Regions from separate parts of the Mus musculus genome. Here region 2 is linked to region 1. A link is a loop called in an ENCODE intact Hi-C map of the cell type or tissue named here. Cell type or tissue: heart. All regions are shown on one strand. Each heading gives the region's core, and the rest is flanking DNA. Links, peaks and the distances in the headings are about the cores only. Region 1 holds the start of Gm35510 (a long non-coding RNA gene). Region 2 overlaps Slc2a1 (solute carrier family 2 (facilitated glucose transporter), member 1).

Region 1 (5,370 bases), core at 113-5,112:
GTCTGTCCCTGTAGCAGCACAATCCCTGAGGGTGTTGAGAAGACCCAAGGGAGCAAGAAGACAGTTCCTAAGACCCTCAGCAGAGCCCTTCCCACCGATCCCCTCCATCTGTACAAGTCCGGAGGGTCCAAGAGTAGCAGCCCCCATCTACAAAGGATGAAACTGTTGCCCAGAGTTTATACTCAGAAAGAGACAGGCAGAGAGGGAAGATGTGAAGATTCACCAGAAGCAACAAGATAAAGAAGCCCAGGGGCTGCCAGCAGCCAGGAGAGGCCTGGGCACATCCTCTTTCAGCCCAGAGGAAGTCAAGGTCACACAGAGAGGCAAATCCAAGAAGAACCAGAATAGGCCTTCTCCTCTAGAAATGGCTCCCCTCTCACCTTCCAGCCACACTCAACTCAGAGGGAACACACTGGATCAACAGGGCTCCGGGGAGGGTAAGTCTCCTGCCCTCCATTCACATGTCAAATTCCTGTATACAACAGAATGTAACCATATTGGGAGACAAGGTCTTTATATGGGTATTCAAATTAAAATGAGATTACGGTGAAGCACACATCCCTACCGCCCTGTCCTTTATGACTAGACACAGAAAGAGACAGGCAGAGAGGGAAGATGGGAAGACTCACAAGAAGCCACAAAACAAAGAAGCCAGCAGCTAGGAGAGGCCTGAGCACATCCTCTTGTGACCCAGAGGAACAATTCTGCCAGCACTTTGGTCTCAGCCTCCAGCTTCCACAGCCTTGAGAAACACTGTGGCTTAAACCACCAGGCATGAGGACCTTGGTCCCCAGGAGACCAGCACCACAATGAGTTACCTGCCCTCTACCCAACCCCGAAAAACAGTCAATGTCTGTATGTTTTACCACGTTTTTATCAAAGAAACTTGGGAAATGATTCAAAAGTAAAAAGGAGACTAAAAGCACATGGGTTCTTCCGGTCACGGTCACTATTTTGAATTTCCTCGCAGTTTGGTTTGGATGTGGGATCTTTCCTCTGTGCAGTTGCCACAGTCTTTCTCGAAAGGCTGTCTCTGGACTCGGATCAGAGAGCCAAGGGTGCAGTTCTCAGGTCCGATGCAGCCCTGTGCAGATTTATGTAGACATTGTATAAAATGAGCCATGCTGCTTGATAACTTCCGCTCTCCCCTGGCTTATCTTGAGTGTTTCCTCCTATATCTAATATTCTTCCACATCACACTTTTTTTTTTCAATTCTGTATATAGACCTCCGTCTGTGAACCTGGCATAAATCCACTTACCCAGTGCCCTTCCATTGAACATTTACAGAAATCACTAGCTTCGCCCAGCTACACGTAAGGTCAGAATAGATCTTTGATTGATTTGGGTTTACTAAATAGAGTTACTAAACCTGAGCGTCCGAATCAAAGCGTAGCCTGTGTGAAGCTCCGGCTGCGGGGACCCCGCTGAGAGACTGCAATTTACCTCCTCCTGCAACCAGACAGGGGCTCACTTCCCCACACCTCCCCAACATCTGCTGTTTTGCCTGCTATTGTTTTGACCAGTTGTATGGAGAGGAAACCCCAGAATCTCCTTTTCATTTGCACTTTGGACTTCTAATGTTTTTACAAGGTTTTTGTATTTCTTCAGTGAACTACGTTAATCGTCCTCTGCCCGTTTTTGTCCACTGGTCAGTTCCTCTCATTGTTAAGGATTTAGCGGACTTGAAAGGGCAGCTGCAGATGGGCGCCCACTGCAGCTTCCTCCCCGCCCTTCTGACCCTCCTTCTCCTCCTTTCCCATCCTCCAGAGCTTTCCTTTGCTCTCCAGGGAACCTTTGTCATTCAAGCTGGCCCCTGCTTCCCAGGGCCCTGGGAAAGTCATCCCTCACCGCTCTCTCCACCTTTCTCCTTTGCCTCCAGAGCCCCACATTCTTACAGTTCTCCCCACCTCTCTCCACGCCCTGCACATCCTCCCTCGAAATTCTTCTCTGAGGCTGTAAGCCACAGGGGACCCGAACTAATCTAGAGCGGGAATCCCACCCCACCCTGCTCAGGGTTGAAAAGAGAAAGGAGAAAGGTGAGGAGAGGTTCAGAGGAGCAGCGTGACCCGCGGGGGATAACCTGGGAGAAAGAGGACGAGAGAATCTGTGGAGAAAAGAACTAGCCCGCCGTCTCTTTTGACCTTTGAAGTCTCTACAGTAGAGCTTACATCCCAGACCCTCCTGGTACAGGCCCTCGGTTCACCTTACTGGGTTGTTAGTAGAAACAAAGGCAACATTTCCAGTAGATGATCTGGCACAAGCAGGTGCACCGCTCACCACCACAAACCTCCTAGGGTCAGACCTGGCTTCTCCAAGGGAGGTGGGTCCTGGGAAGGGAGGTTTTCGCTTGTTTCGAGAGAGGCAGAAAACCAGTCCGGGTGAGGCTAGAAAGCCAGAGGTCCTGATGGACAGCACAGCTGAGCGTGACCTGAGGGACACAGAAAATGCCCGCTATCCACGCAGTGGACAGGATTTTTGGTCTCAACTCCAAAAATTCGGTCACCTATTGAAGTCATCTATTTGGCAAGTCAGCCTGCGCCAGTGCTTGTGCGCCTAGATCTTGGAGGGACAAGTGTAGACCAGAGAGATCTGACAAAGGACGCTCGGAGACTGACCGAAGCCGGGAACCCAAGGGCGCGTCCCAGAAACAGCTAGGCCTGGGACGCAGACTTAAACAGACTGACGGGGGTGGGGGTGGGGGGAGCCATCGTATACACAGGAGGGTCGCCTAAACACTGAGTGGAAAATGAAGTATGGCTTCTTTGAGCCTGAGGGGCTGTTCAGGTGGGTGGAACACAAGAAAAAAAAATAATAATAAGGGGCCCCAAGGCCTGAACTTCCAAACTTGGAGCTAGGCAAAAACATGCCAGAACCCAATTTCATCAAGATCCTGTTAGGGGTGGCGGCAGCCCGGGGCTGGGCTGTGTGAGGAGGGGGCGGGGAAGCGGGGAACCAGCCGAGGCCCGCGCCCCCCCTTGTCCCCTGTGCCGGGTCTCCGCCCTGGCCCGAACTGCACGTAGCGCTCGTAGTCTACCAGGTAACAAAGCCGCTAGTGTGGGGCGGGCGCCAGGGCTGGGCCCGGAGGTGGAGGCGGGGGTGAGGGTGGGGGTAGGGAGAAGGGGCCCAGGAGGGAATCTGTTCTCCACCCGAGGAAGGCGCCACGATCCTTGCATTCTGGCGGCATGGCTCATGCCCAGATGTAGAAATGGACCGGACTTGGGTCTCTAGGGGAGCGCAGCCTCACAACGCACAGCCCTAGGTTAGGCCGGCTAGGGAAGAGGTGACCTCGTGGTGGTCCTGACAACACCCCCCACTTTTGTGCGAGTACAGGGACTGCCTCAGGCCCCTGGGCGGGATTGGATTGATGTGTTCATTCTGGTACTGGCTGTGGAATGCCTTATGGGGAGGCCATTTGACTACCTGGATGAACGGGTTTTAAGTGGCACAAGATTTTCTGAAACCTGGTCCCAAACAGGATGGGGAGGGGTGGCGTTGATGAGGTTAAGAGGAGACTCAAGACATCCTAAGTCACCACTGCATGTCTCCATCTCTATTATAGGTGCTCACACAGGACATGATTAGATTTTCAGGCTTTGTCCACACCTGACAACACACGCAAGCAGGTGGGTCAGCTCTTCCCCTCTAGCCAAGCAGAGCTGGAGAATGAACTCGGAATGACCTTTTGGGGGGTCATTTCCCTTCCCCCTCCTGCCCAACTTATAGCTTTTTGTTGCCTGGAAAGGGGGTGGGCAACCCAGGGCTGAGGGAGGAGAACAAAGGTAATTTGGGAGGAAAGTCTTTTCTTCCAAGCAGCTGCCCTCTCCTAGGGCCTCACAGCCCAAGTCTTTGTAGAGTGACCTCCCATCCCCCTCCAAAGCCACCAAATGTAGGTCAGAGGACCACCCAGAATAGGGTTTGAGGGCATAAGAGAAAAGGAAGCTTATGAGCACCAACTGAGTCCCTACTAGATGGAAGAGTGCCAGGAGATTGTGCCTGCCTCAGTTTCCTCATCAGTACAGTGTGGGACTCCTGTGGCTGTGATGTGGGCTCCCCTCAGTCCTCTGCGGAGAGGTGCCCAGGTGCCCTGATTGTAACAACCTGGCTTGGAGTCCTCACTCTTAGGAGGGGAGCACAGAGAGCAGTTGTGAGGTACCGTGCAGCCTGGTGAAGTAGTCTATGGGTGTTCTGGAGAGGCACTAGACCATACCCAGGTCCGAGGGATGCTGTAGCCACTGCACAGATGAAGACTGGAACCGCAGACCCCATTGCTCAGGGCTCAAGACCAAGATTTAGCTGGGCAGTGGTGGCGCACGCCTTTAATCCCAGCACTTGGGAAGCAGAGGCAGGCAGATTTCTGAGTTCGAGGCCAGCCTGGTCTACAGAGTGAGTTCCAGGACAGGCTGGGACTTGCAGCAGAATGTCACAGTTCTGACCCTGGGGTGCTCAGGTAGCATCTTGCCTGGAATCAGGAACAGTGCTCAGCTCCTGGCCCAAGCCAGGACACACATACACACACACACACACACACACACACACACACACACACACAGAGAGAGAGAGAGAGAGAGAGAGAGAGAGAGAGAGAGATGCCATGCTGTGCTTCCCGAACAGTGCTCAGCACAGGCCCTACAGGGTTTCCCTAGACTCAGCCCCCTCCCTCTTTCTGACTGCTATGGTGGATGGTGATTGGAGCCATAAGACAGACGTCTGCTTGAAGGCAAGCCTGGCCACCTTGGGCGGCATTTCCCTCTCTGGGCTTTAGTTGTGCTGTCTGTAAAGGAGATATGAACACATCTTGGTTGCTTCAGAGGAAGACTGGGGTCCCGTGCAGCGCTGCCCCTCCCCCTCAGCTCCCTCAGCATCCTCTTCCCTACATTCCTGTTACTAAGCCTGTGTACTTGCACCAACAAGTCCCAGACCAAGGGAGCTGCTTTTCCTTGGTCCCTGTGGCCACGGTCACCCAGCATTATTTAACTCAGGGTCAGCGATAGAAGGCAGTATTCACTGAATGCTAAGTGAAAACTTTTCTTAACCGGAAAGCAAATCTGAAGGCTGTTTTTCGTTAGCTCATTTCCAATCACAGAGGTTCAGGACTTGTCAGTCACTTTACAAACTCAATAAAGTGCCCATTTGGCAGACAGGAAAGCAAGGTCCAGCATGTGACATCAATGCCCTGCTGGGACTTCTGCTGAATTCTCTTAATAACCTCCCATAACCTTCTGTAAAGACATTCTTATTTTGCTTGTTTATTGAGGGGTGTGTGTGTGTGTGTGTGTGCGTGTGTGTGTGTGCGTGTGTGTATGTGTGGTCTCACTATAACCCAGGCCAGCACGTACGCCCACCATCAACCTGACACTCCTACCAGACTT
Region 2 (5,370 bases), core at 276-5,275, 48 kb after region 1:
CTTGCTGGCCACCCAGGACCCTCAGTGTTCATTATTACCTAGACCAAGCTGGTCTTGAACTCAAATCTGCTTACCTCTGCTTCTCAGCTGTTGGGATTGATGTGTGGGCCGCCATACCCAACCTTCATTGTTCTTTTTGTACATGCTTTTAAGTCATTCTTCATATTCTTCCCTCCAATTTTTTATATCAAAGGTGGCATTCGATATGAATACTGATCAAGCTTGCTTTAAACTTGTCCTTGTAACTTGGAGAATGTCCCAAACCAATCCATCCAGATGTATCCTTTATATATTCCATTATACTGCTATGCCACAGCTCACTAAACCATAGGTATGTGCTAATATCATTTTTATTCTAATGTGTACTAGAAAAATGCATATTTGCATACCCTAAGTATTACACCTGAGCAACCCTGAGCATGTTACTCAGCAGATAGCCCAGCATATGGTGGGGCTCAGCTGTCACCATTGAGCTCTGTCACTGATGTTTACCACAGCCTCATAAGTCCCACTGGTCACCTGATGACTCTTGGCTCGGCTGTGGCTCCCAGAAGCTTGTCATGTACTCCCTGCCCACTCACCCCGCAGCACTGGGTCTGGAGGCTCCCTAGAGAGCTGGGAGACAGGAGATGTGAGAGGCCATGCCTTTTGACTGAGTTCACAGAGGATGGGAGTTGAAGGGAAGTGGCGCAGTAAAGAATGACTTTGCAAGGTCAGTCAAGGAGAAACAGACAGACAGACCATTCGAAGGCAGGCTCCAACATTCTGTGTCCACTGGAGCAGACACAGGCCTTCCTCTTTCTCAGAGTTTCATGTGAGAACTATAGCTTTGGCAGTCCTTGTCTTTCAGGCTTCTGGAAAATGAGAAGACCTGGGAACAAGTCTGCTTAAGGGCTACGCCCAGCTCTATCTAACAATCTAGAAGTCAGGGCAGCTTCTGGGTACTGTGGGGAGACAGGCCCAGACGCTCACACAAGGCTGAAACCCAGCTAAAACTATCACACACTATCCTAGACAGAGTCTCGCACGGCTCCTGATCTTAGGCTTCCCTCTTGGACCCGAATCGCCCAGCCCAGCGCCATGCGGGTGTTCTGCATCCGTAGATGCTGGTCTATTTCTTTGGTTTTGGCATGAGTCCCCAGCTCTCTTTTCCCACAGCCAGTCAAGGGCCTGCCTCAAGTTATATTTCTTGGCTTCTTCGTTTGAAGAGCTGGAGAGTCCCTAACTTTGTCTATTCAGGTGGACACCTCACTGGCCTTCCACCTCTGTGTAAACAGGCCCTTTCACCTGCTGGCCTTATCCCTTCCTGCTGCCTTCAACCCTTTGTCCCTTAGTCACTTCGGGTCATGTACTTTTTGAATCGTATTTCTGTTATCTGGTACAATTCACCCTGAAATGAAAGCTCATGGTTTGCAGGGGGTAGGGGTGGGGGCGTTGGTGTGAGGAGCACTCAGTGAGGACTCCAGGGCCCTGTATTCTGATCCTGACGCTGCTGCAGACCCCTGAGTAGATTGGAACTTTGATCTCTTGCTCTGAGCTCTCAAGAACTTTTGTTTTCTCCCCAGTGAAGGGTAGGAAGGCTAGAGAAGGGCAGGGTCATGTCTCCAGTGCTGAACAATGTGACTGTTCCCATTTTGCAGATAGGCACATGGAGGGTAGGGAGGCAGTGGGGCAGGGAAACCCAGCTAGCCTGCAAGAATTCCTATTGGCTAGACTCAGGCCATTGCCCTTGGCTTTGAATCCAGAGCCTTTCTTCCCCATCTGCACTGTCCCTTTCATTCAGTTTGGCCTTCCTGGTGAGGGAGGGAAGGTTGGTTCCTCTTCCTCCCACAATGTGGGGCTACCTGAAATGTAAGTATCACTCCTACCTGGGTAGTGAGACCTTGGAAAGCCAAAGGCTCTCTAACTGCATAAAGAAAAACCTGATTGCTCTCTCTCCTCAGAGAAGTCTAGAAGTCAGCTGGGCAGGTTTGGGCACCTGAGGCCAGGAAGTAGCCAGGTTTCCTGGGAGAAGGACAAATGTGTTGCCAGGAGTCAGGCGAGGCATATCTGAACATGGGAACCTGCCAGCATTGACTTTGCTCTGTAGTACTCTGGGCCCAGACATGCCTGTAACCCTGTGGTTTCTTCCTGCAGAAGGTGACGGGCCGCCTCATGTTGGCTGTGGGAGGAGCAGTGCTCGGATCACTGCAGTTCGGCTATAACACTGGTGTCATCAACGCCCCCCAGAAGGTAAGTGTGCTATGCCACTCCCCATATATACCATCACCCACACACATTCATGGTGCCACCTCGGTGTCCATCATTGACATCAACTGACCATCTTCCCTCCCAGCTGGAATTCTAGAATCCCAGGGCCATAGAATGGTGCTACTGTGGTAGGCTGTCTTGACTGTTTCCCAAACAGCACAGACATTTACACTGATCAGTATAGTGGAATTTCATTTATATAGTATTTGGGGCTCCTGAAAGCTCCACATCTGTTGCTGGGCAAGTGGGCAGGCAGTGGGGGAAATGGTCAGAGAAGAGGAGCCTTCCCCAGTGCCACCCTGTCGTGCAGTTTTTATGTTCTCACACGCCAGCCACTTACAGCATAGTCCAGTTCCAGACTGTAACGGCTTCCTGTCCCTGGAGGTCCCAGGTCAATTTAAGTAAACATGGCATCTCACCCTGAGGTGCTGCAGGAGCTCGGCCTGGCTTCCTTCTCCCCATTGCACACCTCAGATCTGCCCCCACTTGTGTTCTCTCTGGGTGTTTAGACTGGAAATGACTGTGGCATTCACCTCCTTGTTCTGAGAGAAGAGGAACACAGGTGAGGGACAGACCTGGAGGCTGTCGCAGCGCCTCCTTTACACTGGGCATCTTACGTGTGTTTATGACGTTGGTGGTGAGTTCTATTTTACAGACTCAGGCTGATGAAATGACCTGTGGGTAAGGTCATGTACTGGTGAATGGTGGCATCTCAGCCAAGCTCTTTGTTTCCATAGCCTCAGGCTGCCTTCCTTTCCTGACCCACTCTCTTGTCCTTTAACAATTCCCACTTTCACAGGGCTCATGGAGTAGAGGTAGTCAGCCCTCCTGTCAGACATGCTCACTACCCAGGCTGAGGAGGCTAGACAGTGAGTGTGAGAGTGCCTCTCTCGGGACCAGGGCACCAGACTAGAATCAGAGCTGGGCTTCTTCCAAGTAGGCGGAGCTTGGCTGTAGGGGCCACGCCCGATGCTGGGGAGCAAGTCCCTAGGAAGGCTTGGCTGCTGAGTCATGCTGAGCTGCAGCAGCCCTGATGGGATTTTTCCAGGATCTAACATGGCAACTGTGAGCCCATGCTTGGAACAAATCCCAAACCTTGTTTTTACTAAGTGCTTAGACAGCTCCCACCTAAGTGTGTCCTTTGCAGCCAGCTGTTTTGGGGGAATCTGCAGATGTAAAGTCTATACAACAAGATGGGAAAAAGTAGGGAGATGGGCTTGCTGCACATTGAGGGTCCCTGGACCACCCAGGTTCTGGTTTGGGATGCCAAGCAAGCTCCTTAACTATTTCTGAGGGTAGCCGGAGCTGACAAGCGGTGGGTCAGGCCCTGTCGTAACTGAGGTCACAGTGAGCTAATGACAGCTAATTAGACAGCTAATGCTCTAAAGGCAAGGCAGGGCAGGGGGGCCTGCAGGGGAGTCAGTAAGATGCCCAGATTGCAGAGAGCCACATCCTCTGTGAAGGATGAGTATTGTGGCATGTCAGGAAGGTAGGCTGGGGGAGAAGAGAAGTTGGGAGTTCACAGCAAGCCAGAACTGGTCCGCTATAGTCCTTGCATGAGCATCTTGGATCTACAGCATAGCCAGCCCCTATCTTGTCCTGGCATAGCCAGATGGGTAGGTGGGGGGAGGGGGTATCATGAGGACCTTTGAGCCTGTGGAGGAGGTTAGATCTGGTCAGATCTGCATCTTTGGAAATATTAATGCACCTGGAGTAGATGGATCTGAGAGTGTAAGCTGGGGTCAGACACTCAGACTAATGCCATAAGAACAAATGCTGCCTGCTGGAGAGATGGACCAGAATCTGAGGTGCCTGCCACCAAGCCTGACAACCTGAGTTTAGTTCCCAGGACCCACATGGCAGAAGACAAGAACAGAGATCCCTACAAGTTGTCCTCTGATCACCACATACATGCCAGAATACACATGTATCCTCCCCCATACACAAATAAGTGTAATTTAGTCAAAGTTCAGTATGGGGACATGAGGGAAAAGGGTTCAAAAATGGCTTTTACATGTCTGGTTCAGGGGAGCAGCTAGTAGGTGCAAGGCGGCAGGAGTTAGTTAGTCTGTAGGTGTAAGGTATCAGGAATTAGTTTATAGGCACGAGGTTGTTGGCCACCTCGAGGATCTGAGTGGTTTCTTGTTCACAGGCTGAAGAGTGAGTGAATGATGGTCACTGCTATCTGGGTGGGCATGGGGGAAGATCTGTGATGTAAAGAGAGCAAAGGTCAGCTCTTGGACATCCCCAGTGACAGATGGAAAGGACCCTAGGAAGAGAAGCTGACATCTAAAACCAAACAGGAGTGCAGGGCATGGTGCTGTACACCTAGAATCCCCGTGGAGATGTAAGAAGTGGAGGCAGGAGGCTCCAGAGTTCTACATAAGACCTTGGCTACATAGCAAGTCTGAGGCCAGTGTGGTCTACATAAGACCCTGTTTCCAAAATGCTAGTATAGAATATAGGACCCAGAAACGGCAACTTCACAAGGTGGAGGGAAGATCTGAGGTCTTGAAGGATGAGGGTCTTTGTCAAGCTTGTTCTCCACTGTCCTTGTAAGGGCAGTGCTTGTCATAGTAATAGGCTCACACTCCAGTAAAGGAGCAGAGACCCAGTCTAAACTGGACTGCTGAAATAGCAGTGGTGGCTTTGTGGCTGCAAAGAGCAGTTAGATGTGCAGTGTGTGAAGATGTCTCCTTGCATTAGTTTGAAGAGAGGAAGGGAGAGAGAGTAGACTTGGTAGGTAGAGAAGAGAGAAGTCCTAATGGCTGGATGGCTTGCCTAAGGTTGCTGTTTGTGTTGGGATTTTTTATATTATTATTATCATTCCAGATTCCTTTTAGAAACATGTTGTAAGGCATCAGTAGAGGAGAGGAGAAAGCTAAGGAGGTAGGTTAGGCAGTCCTTAGGAGGCAGCTGTTGGGCAGGAGCCTGGGAGACTGGGGGGTAGGAGGTGGGGGCAAGCAAAGCTGGAATGGGTTTGTCTGATGTGGAGACTTCCTAGCTAGTAAGAAACGGTGGGAGGCCAGTGCTGGGGTGAAGGTGGCCAGACCTGCTGCTCGCTGTGTCTGAGGACAGGTAAACGAGTGAGTTGCATGTATGAGAGCAGCCATTCTCTCA

Evidence for each region. A loop is a pair of places that touch in the nucleus more often than their neighbours do. Peaks named below come from ENCODE experiments on the same cell type or tissue, not always from the same donor. Only the 100,000 strongest peaks of a DNase experiment are listed, where the experiment ranks them.
Region 2: it touches region 1 in a loop (1.9-fold over the local background); 1 of 42 quality-filtered maps calls a loop at or near these places.

What each region holds. Positions count from the first base shown.
Region 1 is chr4:119,070,036-119,075,405 of GRCm38, forward strand. Gm35510 (a long non-coding RNA gene) reads left to right here and starts at 2,966. Exons shown (of 3, transcript XR_868067.2): 1 at 2,966-3,038; 2 at 3,561-3,624. In heart, for the core only: no CTCF peak of the experiment used is centred there; no DNase peak of the experiment used is centred there; H3K4me3 peaks cover 2,087 bases; H3K27ac peaks cover 5,000 bases; H3K27me3 peaks cover 648 bases.
Region 2 is chr4:119,118,255-119,123,624 of GRCm38, forward strand. Slc2a1 (solute carrier family 2 (facilitated glucose transporter), member 1) reads left to right here. Exons shown (of 10, transcript NM_011400.3): 2 at 2,137-2,232. Among named protein-coding and RNA genes, the nearest start is that of Gm12867, 11 kb to the right of the region's middle. In heart, for the core only: no CTCF peak of the experiment used is centred there; DNase peaks (open chromatin) are centred at 537 and 3,207; H3K4me3 peaks cover 674 bases; H3K27ac peaks cover 3,449 bases.